Linked DNA regions of Homo sapiens: region 2 is linked to region 1. Evidence: chromatin contacts called from ENCODE Hi-C or POLR2A ChIA-PET data. All regions are on one chromosome and are shown on one strand. The core of a region is the stretch at or near the end of the contact, and the rest is flanking DNA. Distances in the headings are between cores, read along the strand shown.

Evidence for each region. Hi-C counts contacts between places; a loop is a spot of excess contacts on that map. ChIA-PET counts read pairs that join two places held with the same protein, here RNA polymerase II (POLR2A). Pooled maps may share reads with other maps.
Region 2: a loop to region 1 is called in a pooled map, with 1.8 times the contacts of the local background. The contact joins the promoter of PTGES here to the promoter of LINC02975 in region 1. A Hi-C loop is called at or near these places in 1 of 50 pooled maps. POLR2A ChIA-PET finds 5 or more read pairs at or near these places in 2 of 52 experiments (T-cell and endothelial cell of umbilical vein).

The regions. Positions count from the first base shown.
Region 1 is chr9:129,278,236-129,284,874 of GRCh38, reverse strand. LINC02975 (long intergenic non-protein coding RNA 2975) reads right to left here and starts at 2,459. Exons shown (of 3, transcript NR_121587.1): 1 at 2,183-2,459; 2 at 1,817-1,945. RefSeq lists enhancers at 1-169, 6,027-6,639.
Region 2 is chr9:129,750,018-129,756,370 of GRCh38, reverse strand. PTGES (prostaglandin E synthase) reads left to right here and starts at 3,329. Exons shown (of 3, transcript NM_004878.5): 1 at 3,329-3,484. The coding sequence starts at 3,359.

The sequences.
Region 1 (6,639 bases), core at 1,210-3,709:
CCCACCTGCCAAGCCCAGCAAAGGCCCTCCACAGTCAGCCCAAGATGCTGCCAGACCCAGGACCCGGGGCAGGTGTGCACGGAGCAGGTGTGGATGTGGAGGAAGAGGTGCCCAAAGCTCTGCTCTGAGGCCAGACCTGAGACCTGGGTGCCCAGAGCCTCTCTAGGTCCACCCAGGGGTGCTGGGCCCATGGGAGCAAAGGCTGAGTACTGCGGCCTCCCACCACCCCCCTGCCCCACCTCCACCCTGAAGTGTCCTGTTTAGCGGAATATCAGGTGTCATTGTGTGCCCTGGGGTGCTGACGGGGAGGGGATCACCTGGCCACAGGAGACCCCTGAAGCCTGGGGGAGGGGTCTGCTTCAGCTCCAGTGAGGGCGGGATTCCTGGGGTGAACTCGTGACCTTAAGCATGACCTTGAGCATGACCTTAAGCATGACCTTGAGCGTGACTTTGAGTTGTTGCTCCTTTCAACGCCACACGCACGCCTGATTCCTGGGCCCTTTTCTCTCCCCCAGTCCCTTCCTGCCACACACACTCCTATTTCTCCACATCTTTCCCCTCTAAATGACGGGGTAACCAGAAGTGACACCACAGCCGCTGGACCCCTCACGGCGCGAACATGAAACTGGGCAGGTCTGGGTTTGGCCACCCGTTCCCTGACTTGCTGGCTGTGTGGCCTTATGCAGGTCACTTGCCCTCTCTGAGCCTCAGCTTTCTCGCCTGTAAAGTGAGGGGCACGTGAGCTCCCGCCTTGCAGGGCTGTGTGTGTTGCGGGTGGTCTTGGAAGCCGCACTCAGTGTGGACAGGCAGCAGTGCTCCCATGCAGGTGCCACGTCAATATCATCACGTGGTTCCTGTTTAGGTCCTGCTCATTCCTCCAAGGGCCGAGGCAGCTCCGGGGGAATGGGGAGGGCGTGGCCTCTGCCCTGGTCCTAGCCGGGTCTGCGGCTGCTGGTGTCCACCTGTGGTTCTCAAAGGGTGGTCCTCCTGGCCAGCAGCATTGGCCTTGCCCAGGAACTTGTCAGAAATTCAGATTCTCTGGCCTGGCCAGTCCTGGGAATCAGAACCCCTGGGATGCAACCAGCCACCTGTGCTTTCACGAGGCCCCAGGGGCCTCTCGCAGGCACTGGTGTGAACCAGGAGATCCTGGAGGGTGGCGGCCCATCTTGTGCCCCCTACCCTCACTCCCATCACAGGGTCTGGTCCTCCCATTTCTCCAGTCACTCTGCACTAAACGCTGGACAATGGCCCCTAAGTACAGGCCCTCGTCTGCTAGTTAACAACTGGGGGGCCCAGGTTCTCCAAATGTGGTCCCCAGAGTACCCACACCAGACCACGAGGGAGCCTGACAAAATGCAAGCCCCTGAGTGCCCCCTAGACCGGCTGGGCATGGCTCCCCAAGAATTTGCTCTGGGGACACCCACAAGTCCCAGAACAGGGGGAGGAAAATGAAGGGCACAGGAAAAGCCGGGCCCTGGGGAGGAGATGGAGGAAAAGGGAAGTCAGACAAGATTCCCCAGTGCCAGTGACGGGCACCACTGCCTCCCCAGAGCCACCACAAGCCAGCCGCCCCTTGGCAGCAGGGGTCTGGGAGCCCTTGGCAGTTCAACCCTGTACGGACACCGTTTGAGGGGCTAGAAATAAGCCAGGATGAAATGTTATGAAATAATAATAATAGTCCCTTCTCTGGCCCACTGCAGAACCCTAGAAAGTAAGGGACTGGGGCCAACGGCAGCTGCAGTCAAGGTGCCTGCAGCTATGTGACCCCAGGGCCTAGCCCGCCCCTGCCTCCCGCCCTTCACTTAATTCCAAATACCTTTTCTCTTGTCAGCCGCAAGTCAGTGGGCTTCAAAGTCAGGCGGTGGCTCCCGTGACCCTTTGTGGGGAGGGCAGGGGTGGGCCCAGCTTCTGTGTGTTCTGCTCAGTGGGCCAGGAGGCCCCAGGCCTGCAACGAGAGGGAGGGAGGGAGCTCGGCCTGCCGGTCATTGCTCCGCACCTAGGCCCTTGCAGCTTGGAACGGACCAGCAGCCGGGAACAGCTGGTCCGATCCCACCGCCCTGCTAGGGAGGCTGCCCAAGGTACCCGGAGAGCCTTGGACTGGGGAGCTCAGGGCTGGATGAGCCAGAGCTCCAGGAGAGGAAGGCTGCGCTCACCTGAACTAAAAGTCGTGTTACAATCATACCTGCAGGTGTCAACCTCACTTTCGTTGCAGAGAGGAGGGTCTGGAATCACATGCTCCTCCAGGCAGCATTTTACAGAAAGCTGCCCTGACAGCCACGACGTACTCCCCCACTTCTACCTCTATCTCGGATTCTGTTGCAGAATGTGGCGAGGTATCACAGGGCTGCCAGCCACGGACAGGTTTGAGGGGACCGGAGTAGGGGGTTGCAGGGACGAGCTGGCAGGATCCAAATCCCTCCCGTCAGATGTGTCTCCACCCACAGCTTCCTTTTCCATTGGAGCAAACATAACAAAACAAGTGTCAACTACACTTCCTGATTCCTGAGTTACGAAAAGCCAGTGCCACCCACAGGTCCGTCCACCCCCTCCTCTTGACCCGGCCCTTCCAGTGGCACCTTATTCTGTTATTTGCTCTCTATTTTTCTTTAAAAGCATTCACTGCTATTACTTAGGTAAATGCATCCATAAGGGAACTTTATGTGACTACTGTTAGGTGGAAAAAAAACTAAGATCATGGGCCATAAATAGAAGGTAAAAGTAAAAATAAATTACAATTAAAATAAGCAATGTTAGGAAATTCTAGCTGGCTATTGTTGCCTGCCGATGGCATTTTGATAGAAAAGCGTTGGGGAGTTGCAAGCTTCCCCTCCAGGGGACCAGAGGGCTGAGACAGAGAAGGGAATCACCTTTGTGTGGTATGAGGCTGTGTGATCCCTGACGTCACTGTCTCCTAGGTCACCGAGGGTGCCCACCCCACACTGGGGAAACACTGACCTGAGGGGCACCCCTAAGCCAGTGAACCAGGGGACAGGGCTCCTTGCGAGGCAAGGACCAGATGGCATTTAACGCTGATAGGCACTATCATGACCTCCTGGGCATGAAACAGGTACCTCCCTGGTCCTTTTTCCAGAAGAGGTTGCAGAAGCCCTCTGGACAGGCCTGGCTCATGTCCTCCTGCTGGAGCGGGCTGACATAGCCCTCAGCCCTCCACTCCCAGCGTGGCCCGTCCGCTCTCCACAGATGTGCCACGCTTTCTCTAGGGTCCCCGCCCTGGGATTCCCTCCCGACCTGGCACATCTCAGTCAACCCCACCTGCCTTCCAGGTCCCCTCCGCCAGCCCTCGGCGGCCTCTCTGGGGCAGGACAGCATCCTCCTGAGGACCATGATGTCTGTAGTACTGTTCTGCCATCCGGAACTTCTCGTAAGTGGGACCCCACTGACCACCCTCTCGATTTCTAAGTGAAGCCAGAGAGTTGGATCACAATTATCCCCTGTGCCAATAATTTCCTTTATGAGAAATGCAGTTGTAAGTCTTAGAAAGGGACATGTGAATTAAAACAGGCAGTCACGCAGAACAAGGGGGAGGGAACGCATGAGGGTGCCAGGAGGTCCCCAAATTGTCCTCCAGGTGGAGACCAGCTGGGATGGCGGTGACGTCTCACCTGCACCAGGACTGGCAGCTCTGTCACATCCCCACAACACAGGGCCCTGGCAGGCCTCACTCTGCACTGGCTGGCTGTATCTGGGGCACAGACACACGGGCTGGTGGCGTATGTCACAGGTGGCAAATGTGTCACTTGGCCTCAAGACTCCCTGCATGCAGTGGAGACAGTGAGGCCTCTGTCCACACAGGCCCCAGCTGGGCCATGACCCGCTCTTGAGGCCCATCCCTTACCCTGACCTCACAGCTTCCCTGGTTGCCTTCCAGGGTCAGCAGAGCAGCCTGGATGCACTCAGAAGCCCCGGGGGACTCAGGCCACTCTCCCTGAGACCCAAGAGCATCCCCCTGCAGCTTGTGATGAGCCCTGGGTAGGGAAAAGGTGACACAAGGGGGCTCATAGCCACCACCAGGTCCAGCTGGGCCAGGGCACTCATCCCAGTCTATGGGGAGAGTCCACCTTGGCTCCAGCTGGCAGGATGAATTAGGAAATGAGAGCCAGCCCTTTGCAGCCTAGAGCAGTGGCTCAGGCAGGGCCTGGCCAGGGGCTGTGGGCAGGAGTGTCTGAGGCTGGAGGAGCAGCCCCCAGGCATCCCATCGCACTCCCTCAGGGCATCCGAGGAATCCCACCTTGACTCCTCTCGGTCTTAGCTCCAAAGCCACGTCCAAGCAGGTGAAACAGGAAGCCCCCTCCCCAAGGGGCTTTCTAGGGCAGAATGCCTGAAAGATCAGGGCAATCACCACAAACACAGATGGAAATCGGAAAGCCGGCTCCTAAAACATCTCAGGGCTCCACGCTAACACGGAGACAGGAGAGGACCACGGGTGGGGCAGGGGTTTTAATGCTGCCCAGATCTGGGTGCAAGTCTCAGTGCCACCCCGTGCCAGCCATGTGGCTTTCAGCAAGTGACTTCCCTTCTGTGAGCCTGTTTCTGCATCTGCCAAATAGGCCTGATGATAGCACTGACCAAGCACAGGCTTTCTGTGAATTTTCATACATTTGTATGGAGGGTGCACAATACCTGGGATGTATAGATGAAATTTGTATAGGTGGTCGCAGTTATTACTATTATTATTATTATTTACAGACAGGATCTTGCTCTGTCACCCAAGCTGGAGGGCAGTGGCACCATCACAGCTCACTGCAGCCTCAACCTCCTGGGTTCAAGTGATCCTCCCATCTCAGCCTCCCAAAGTGTCGGGATTACAGGCATGAGCCACCGTGCCCAGTTTGCAATGATCATTACTGAATATCACGTACATACGTGTATTGGCAGGTGTTAAACGTGTAAGATACTTTTAAGTAAAGAAACTTAAAACAGACTATTTCTATGAGTTAGTTTAATTTAGTCTATAGATGAGAAGATATATACACAGTTCTGTTTCATTTCAGCTCCTGGAACAAGGGCCTGTCTGCCCACTCTTATAAGACAGATGTATCTCTCCATCCTGGCACCGCCCAGCCACCACCCCCTCCCAGGCCATGGGCCCTGCTGCATCCCCCCGTGGCCCTAACCAGGGACCTTTCTTCTTTGTTTTCTTTTCTTTTATTTATTTATTTTTTAACACAGAGTCTCCCTTTGTCGCCCAGGCTGGAGTGCAGTGGCACGATCTCGGCTCACTGCAACCTCTGCCTCCCGGGTTCAAGTGATTCTCCTGCCTCAGCCTCCTGAGTAGCTGGGATTACAGGCGCCCGCCATCACACCCGGCTAATTTTTGTATTTTTAGTAGAGACGGGGTTTCACTATGTTGGCCAGGCTGGTCTGGAACTCCTGACCTCAGGTGATCCACCCACCTTGGCCTCCCAAAGTGCTGGGATTACAGGCATGAGCCACCGCGCCCGGCCTGTTTTCTCATTTGTGAAGATGCAGGGCTGCTGTGAGGACTGGGTGAGAGGCGCACCTGGCACGTAGCAGGTTCTCACTGGGCGAGTTGCCCCCAAGCCCCAGCGACAAGCCCAGCCAAGGCCCCCGCTCCCCGCCTGGGGAGGTCAAAGGGGCAGGTGGGAAATTGAAACCCGAGATGAATGGCCATTCTGCAGCTGGAGTCCAGAAAGATTCTGGGCATGGGAGCATCACTGGAAAAGGAAATGTGGGGCCCTTGCCCAGGGGAGGGACCGGGGGGGGGGTTCTAGATCCAGCTCTGCCCCCACCCAGGTCACCTCGCTGGCTACAAATGACGACCCCAAGTGGTGCAATGTAGATGTCCAAAGTGAGAAGCAAGGCTTGTGCAAGGCTGTGTGGGGGTTACCTGGGGGTTTGATCTCGGTACCATGAGTGACTCCCAGAATGAGACAATGTCTGCCCCTTCTGCAGGGCAGATGTGAGGAGCCTGAGGGACCTGCTCCCAGGCCACCAGCTCTTTGTGCAAATCTTGGTTTTCTGGTGCTTGGTTGGCTGGAAGAAGAGTGTGGCTGGATTGGGGGCGTGGTCTCTGCTCCCTCAGCCCCACCCACCAGGTGGGGGAAATGGAGGAGAGGGACCCACAGGAGGGTGGTCAGGGCAGCTAGAAGAGATTTGCTCAGGTACCACAGACCCTTGGTCCCTGGAGCACCCCTCTCTGCTAGGAGAGTTGGCAACCAGAACCAACAGTTTTCAAGGCTGCACACCTGGTGGAGGTTGTTGCGGGGGTTGGCCAGGTGCAGGCCCAGGCAGGCAGGGAAGCGCGGAGGCTGGGCTGGGCTGGGTTCCAAGGCAGGGCGGAGCCTCCCAGGGAAGCCGCAGTCACCCATCCGTCACTTATTCATCCATCAAATATGTACCGATGCATGGCCTGGGTGCCGAGACACCCACGACCAGACAGACACAGCCCTGCCTTCCTGGGGCCTGTGATGGGGTCAGCCACGTAGGTCAGTCAGGCCTGGTGGGCAGCAGCTAGGACTTTGCATCTTCCTCTCCGCAAGCCCCTGGGGGGTTCTGAGCCGGCAAGAGATGGGATTTGACTTGCATTTTAAAAGGGTCTTTTAGCTTCTGTGTGGAGAAGGGTGGAGCTGGGAGACTGTGGGGAACTGCGGCATTCTT
Region 2 (6,353 bases), core at 2,080-4,579, 470 kb before region 1:
AGGCCTTGGCTTAGCAGGTTCATTTCAGTAGACAGTGACGAAAAGATTCCTATCTTGAGATCATGTCCATCAGTTATACGAATTCCCCTACACAGTCTCTCCCCTATTTTCGGCTCAGGGTAGCGGGAGGTGATCGTCTGCTCTTTGCCCCAAGCTGGTTTTCCCAGCCTCTGCTTTCTATCTTGTTATTTCAGAAGACCAGTCAGGGAAGAGCCACTCTCCCTAGTCCAAGGAGGACAACCAAAGGGCCCCTCCTGGGCTGTGTCTGGTCCACGATTCTGGGGGTGGTACAGCCACCAGACCCCAACCTCATAGCTGAGCTTTTTGACAAGGAAGGTAGCTACCTGCAGGGGTTCCCACGGGCTGGGGGCGAGAGAGGCAGGGATTCTCTCTTCTCCGACAGAAATATCAGCCAGAAGCGAGCTTGCACAGCTCCTCCAACAGACAACCAGAGATAAAACGTGTCTCAGGGCATCTTGTACTTTCCATGTTCCGTCCCTGATGGTATGGTGACCTATCATTTATCTTGTGGGGCCGGGACAGCCTGGCCTGGCAGTTCCCCACGGGAGTCAGTTTATCAAGCACATCTTTTGTTCGGATAAAGGACTGCTTGGCACACAGCAAATGGGCAAGGCACCACCCCCACCTTGCTCACACCCACCTCCCCCAGCAACAAGGGCAGGGATTTCTATGAGTCTCCCTCCTGACAACCCTACTAGGTAGGGATCATTATTCCCTTTGAGCAGGAGGAAACGGAAGCTCAGAGGATGATACTGAACGGAGTGCCTACTTGTTCCAGGGGCTTCATAATTATTTAGCTCCCACAACTGCGCTGGGGAGTGACTTAGGGTCAGCTGCATTTTACAGCTGAGGAAACTGGTTCAGAGGAGGAACCTGCCTGCCTAAGGCCACACAGCTACAGCTGAGGGCTGGCTTTGGGATTCGAGGCTGGCTAAATCTAGCTCTGGCCAATCTTCCCTTTGATCTCTGCTGCTTTGGGGCATAGGTTGGACTGACACAGCTGTCTCTCTGGGCAGGTGCTGTCCCAAAGCACCTGGTCAAGCCCAAGAGTGAAGTAGGCATGGGAGACTGGTTTCTCCCTTTCCCCTTTGCCCCACTTCCCCAGGGCACCTCTCAGCAAAGCCAAATATGTTGGCGAAAATAAATGAGCAAGAACCGTGTACAAGATCCCTGCCCTTGGCCAGGTGCGGTGGCTCATGCCTGTAATCCCAGCACTTTGGGAGGCCGAGGTGGGTGGATCACAAGGTCAAGAGATTGAGACCATCCTGGCCAACATGGTGAAACCCCGTCTCTACTAAAAATACAAAAATTATCTGGGCGTGGTGGTGGGCACCTGTAGTCCTAGCTACTTGGGAGGCGGAGGCAGGAGAATTGCTTGAACCTGGAGGTGGAGGTTGCAGTGAGCAGAGATCACGCCATTGCACTCCAGCCTGGGTGATAGAGCAGGAGTCTGTCTCACAAGAAAAAAAAAAAAAGATCCCTGACCTTGTGGAGGTCCTGCCAGAACCCGGGGAAGCGGGCAGGATGCAGCAAGGTGAGGATTTTTTTTGAGACAGAGTCTCGGTCTGTCGCCCAGGCTGGAGTACAGTGGTGCAATCTTGGCTCACTGCACCTCCACCTCCCAGGTTGAAGCGATTCTCCCGCCTCAGCCTCCCAAGTAGCTGGGATTACAGGTGTCTGCCATCACATCTGGCTAATTTTTGTATTTTTAGTAGAGAGGGGATTTCACCACGTTGGCCAGGCTGGTCTCGAACTTCTGACCTCAGATAATCTGCCCCCCTCGGCCTCCCAAAGTGCTGGGATTACATGTGTGAGCCACCTGGCCAAGGTGAGGATTTTGAGGTGAGGGATTCAAAGAATCTTAGAAAACAAACGTTGATGCTTTCTTTCTTTTTTGAGACAGGGTCTTGCTCTGTCACCCAGGCTAGAGTGCAGTGGTGAGAACATGGCTCACTGCAGCCTCAGCCTCCTGGGTTCAGGTGATCCTCCCACTTCAGCCTCCTGAGTAGCTGGGAATACAGGCGAGCACCACCATGCCCAGCTAATTAAAACATTTTTTTGTAGAGACGGAGTCTCCCTATGTTGCCCAGGCTGGTCTTGAACTTCTGACTTCAGGTAATCTGTCCCCCTTGGCCTCCCAAGGGGCTGGAATTACAGGTGTGAGCCACCGCGCCCGGCCTGGTGATGCTTTCTACTGAAGAGTCAGTTGATAGGTCTTTCGGGGAGATCTTGTGATGAAGAATCAAAGCATTTGACTGGGGAAAGAGTTCCAGGATAGTCAAGTGATGCTCAGGAAGTCAGTGGAGCCACGTGCTGGTTCCCCATCCCTGCTATAGCAAATTACCACAGACTTAGTGGCTTAAAACAACACAGCTTCATTCTCTGACAGTTCTGGTGGATGAAGCCTGAAATGGGTCTCACAGGGCTAAAATCAAAGTGTCGGGAGGGCTGCGTTCTGTCTGAACGCAGAGAGTTTGTTTCGTCCCCTTTTCCAGTTTCTAGAGGCCCCTGGTATTCCTTGGGCCATGATCTCTCCTTCATCTTCAAGGCCAGCAGGTTAGCGTCTCTCCTGTCTGACCCCTATTCTGTCCTTTCATCTCCTCTCTTAATGCTGCCTCTGTTTTTATATCTTTTCTCTAATTTTACTGCCTCCCTCTTGGAAGGGCCCCTCTGTATACTCTGGGCTCACCCAGATAAACTAGGATAATTTCTCCCATCTCAAATCCTTACGAAATCCCATGTGAAAAGTCCCTTTTGCCACATAGTCACAGTCACGGGTTCTAGGGATTGGGACATGGATGTCTTTAGGGGTGGAGGGCGTCCTTCAGCCTGCCACAGATGGCAAAGTCATGCCATTGTGGCTGCAGCTCCATTGTCCAGGCTGAGTGTGGGGGCGCATGGCGTGGTTCTCATGCCCACCACCTACCCTGACCCTGCGGAGGTGGGCAGGAGGCAGCGATAATCACCACGTGCAGAGGTCCTGCCAGGTGCCCAGCCTCATCATTCCCTAGAAGGCAGGCACCACCACATGCTCCCACACTGTAGATAAGGAAACAGCTTTGAAACAGATTTGAAAGTGTTTGAGGATTTGCCTGGAAGGAGGGCTCCAGAGCCAGGGACTGGGTCCGGGACACCCGGAGACTCTCTGCTTCTTGGAGCTCCGGCAACTGCTTGTCTTTCTCTTCACAGGAGAAGGGGGCCCTGCTGCCGCTGCCGTGGGGCGGGGCGTGGGCGGTGCTGGCTGCAGGAAGGCTCTCCCCTCCCACTTTGTGCTTTCCCTGCAGGCTGCTCCTCTGTCGAGCTGATCACACCCACAGTTGAGCTGCGCTGGCCAGAGATGCCTGCCCACAGCCTGGTGATGAGCAGCCCGGCCCTCCCGGCCTTCCTGCTCTGCAGCACGCTGCTGGTCATCAAGATGTACGTGGTGGCCATCATCACGGGCCAAGTGAGGCTGCGGAAGAAGGTATGTGCCTCCCTGGGGGTCCCCGGCCTGGGTCATACTTGCTTCTCTCCACGTCCTGTCAGGAAAGCCCCGGGATAGGGAAACATGGCCAAGGTGTGTGCAGGGCTGGGAGGTGAGCACCTCTTCCAGCCCCGCCGGGGGGCTTCCTGCCAGTCCCACGTGTCAGCAAGGCCTGCACCTTCTCCTCTCTGGCTTAAGAGCACTTACTCGCTTGCCGTGCCACCGGGCTGAGTTCTTGGCATGGAGAGAGCCAGCGAGTGTCTGTGAGAGAAGCAGGTTCTGGAGGGTGGAGTGTGGGAGCGTGACAGCACAAAGCCTCTGTCTAACCTGGTGGCTTCCCGGCACGGGAGGTCTGATATCTGGGTGGAGTGGGAACCGGCAAAACAGGAGTCCGAGAAACGTTTAAGTGGAAATTCCCAACTCCTGGCAAATGTCACTAACAAGCCCACTGTAGCCTCCAAAGGCCAGCTCCCAGCCGGGCACCGTCGGGGTGCTCAGCGAGGAATTTCCCCACTAATCCGAGCCCCTGAACCAAAACAACATTAACGAGTCCCAGAGCTGGGCCGGGGCAAGTTCCAGTAGCGTCCGTCACACTGGTTGGCGAGTCTGCAAAGTCATAGGCTGAGCTTGTCGGCTGTCCTGGCGGCAGAATGCAGAAAGACCCCAGGCACCTGTTACTTCCTCCCCAGGTATTTTAATAAAGCAATCATTTCCTGAAACTGTCTCTGTCTTCCCCTGTGTCCAGTTCAAAGGCGAGGTGAGGCAAGGCTGGCTCTGGCACTGCATGCGGGTGGATCCTGGGGAGTGAGGATCTTGGCCACAAGCCAGGCTCAGGCCCTGCTGCAGGTACAGGCAGGATTAAAGGCAGGGCAGCTGCCCAAGTGATAGGATGCCCGGAGGCTACAGCACACTGATAGCTTCTGACTTCTCCCTGCCTTGGCTGGTCCTGGGATATGGGATCCGGGCATCAAGTAGAACAGCTGCATTCACTCATTGAATCCTTCCCAGAGGACCGAATGTGGCCCGGAGCTGAGCATGAGATCCCCGCCACAGCCCTGAGGGCAGGGGAGGCGCCATAGTCATCCTGTTTTCTAGGTGAGGAACCTGGGCTCAGAGAGGAGACATCACTTATGAAGGTCACACAGCCCGGTTTGAACTCCAGTGTCCAGCTTCAGAGCCCACATCCTGTCTTGGAGGCGGGGGTTTCTGTTTTGTTTTTTTTTTCTGCTGTCCAGGCTGGAGTGCAGCGGCATGATCTCTGCTTACTGCAACCTCCACCTCCTGGGTTCAAGCAATTCTACTGCCTCAGCCTCCCCGGTAGCTGGCATTACAGACACACACCACCATGCCCTGCTAATTTTTGTATTTTTAGTAGAGATGGGGTTTCACCATGTTGGCCAGGCTGGTCTTGAACCCCTGACCTCAGGTGATCCACCCGCCTCAGCCTCCCAAAGTGTTGGAATTACAGGCGTGAGCCACCGCACCTGGCTGAGGCCTGGGTTCTTACCAGCAGGCCAGCGATTCCTTTTTTTTTTTTTTTTTTAATTATTATTTATTTATTTTAGAGACAGGGTCTTGCTCTGTGGCCCAGGCTGGAGTGCAATTGTGCGATCATAGCTCACTGTAGCCTCGACTTCCTGGGCTCAGGTGATCCTCCCACTTCAGCCTCCCAAGTAGCTGGGACTATAGGTGTGCGTCACTGCTCCTAATTTTTTATGTTTTTGGTAGAGATGGCTTTTGCCATGTTGCCCAGGCTGGTCTCAAACTCCTGGGCTCAAGTGATCCTCCCATCTTGGCCTCCTGGAGTTCTGGGATTACAGGTGTGAGCCACTGTGCCCAGCTGTGATTTCCTTTTAACACGAATTCGGGGAAGGGAGGAGGTGAACCTGTCCCAGAGCCTTTCTGCCTGATTGGCAGGGACACCGCAGAAGGAAACCCCCACTCCTTGGGCTGCTCCTGAGGTGTTCCTCATGACAACGTGGCCCCCTCTTATCTCTGCTCTGGGCGCTAAGTATCATCCAGGAAGGACTTGCTGGAGGTGACAGTCACAGGCCCTGGCTCCTCCACCCACCAGCCTGGGGACCTGGAAAAGTCTGGGAGCTCAGTGTCCTCACCTGTAAACGGGGGTCGTGACAGCAGCGCCAGGAGAATGCAACGCCCCACCAATGTTTGTCCTTAAGACTTATAAGTAACTGAAATTAACATGAGCATCGCAGCCTCAGGTCACTTTCAAGGGACCTCAACCAAAGGCTGGCCTCCACCCCAGCTAAGGTGGCACCTCGGCCGCTGACACTGGGGGCTTCCTGGCCTGCACTGCAGCTGGCTCTGGCCTGGCTGACTTGTATCTGAGTTGTATCTCCAGGGGGAGCAACTCCATGGGCAGTGGACTCCTAAAGGCAGTGCCCACTGTATGCTGAGGCCCCTTGAAACGTATCACAGATCCACGGACAGAGCCTTCGGTGTTGGTGATTCACTGATTTCAGGGCCAGCAGAGAGGAATTTTGGGTGTGAAGGTTCCAATCTCGAAGATCTGAGCTGCATTCTCCTCTGGGGTAGGGCAGGGCAGGCCCACCAGGGAGGACAAACCAGCCCTTGGGGGACAGTCATGAGTCAGAAGCACAGGATTTGCCGTCAGCTGAACAATTTAGAAAACCTGCTCCTGAGATTCAGGCTCTGCTGTGGGCCTGGTGGGGTCTGACTGTCTGGATGCCAGCAGGGAACAGTGGAGCAAGAGTCATGGGCCTCTGATGATCTCAGTGTGACTTTATGTCTCTGCTTTCCAATGAGAGAAAGTGACAATTCACTGAGCACCTCCTTGTGCTGGGCATTGTCCTAGCGGCTTCTCCAGGTCTCCCTCTCACTCGTCACA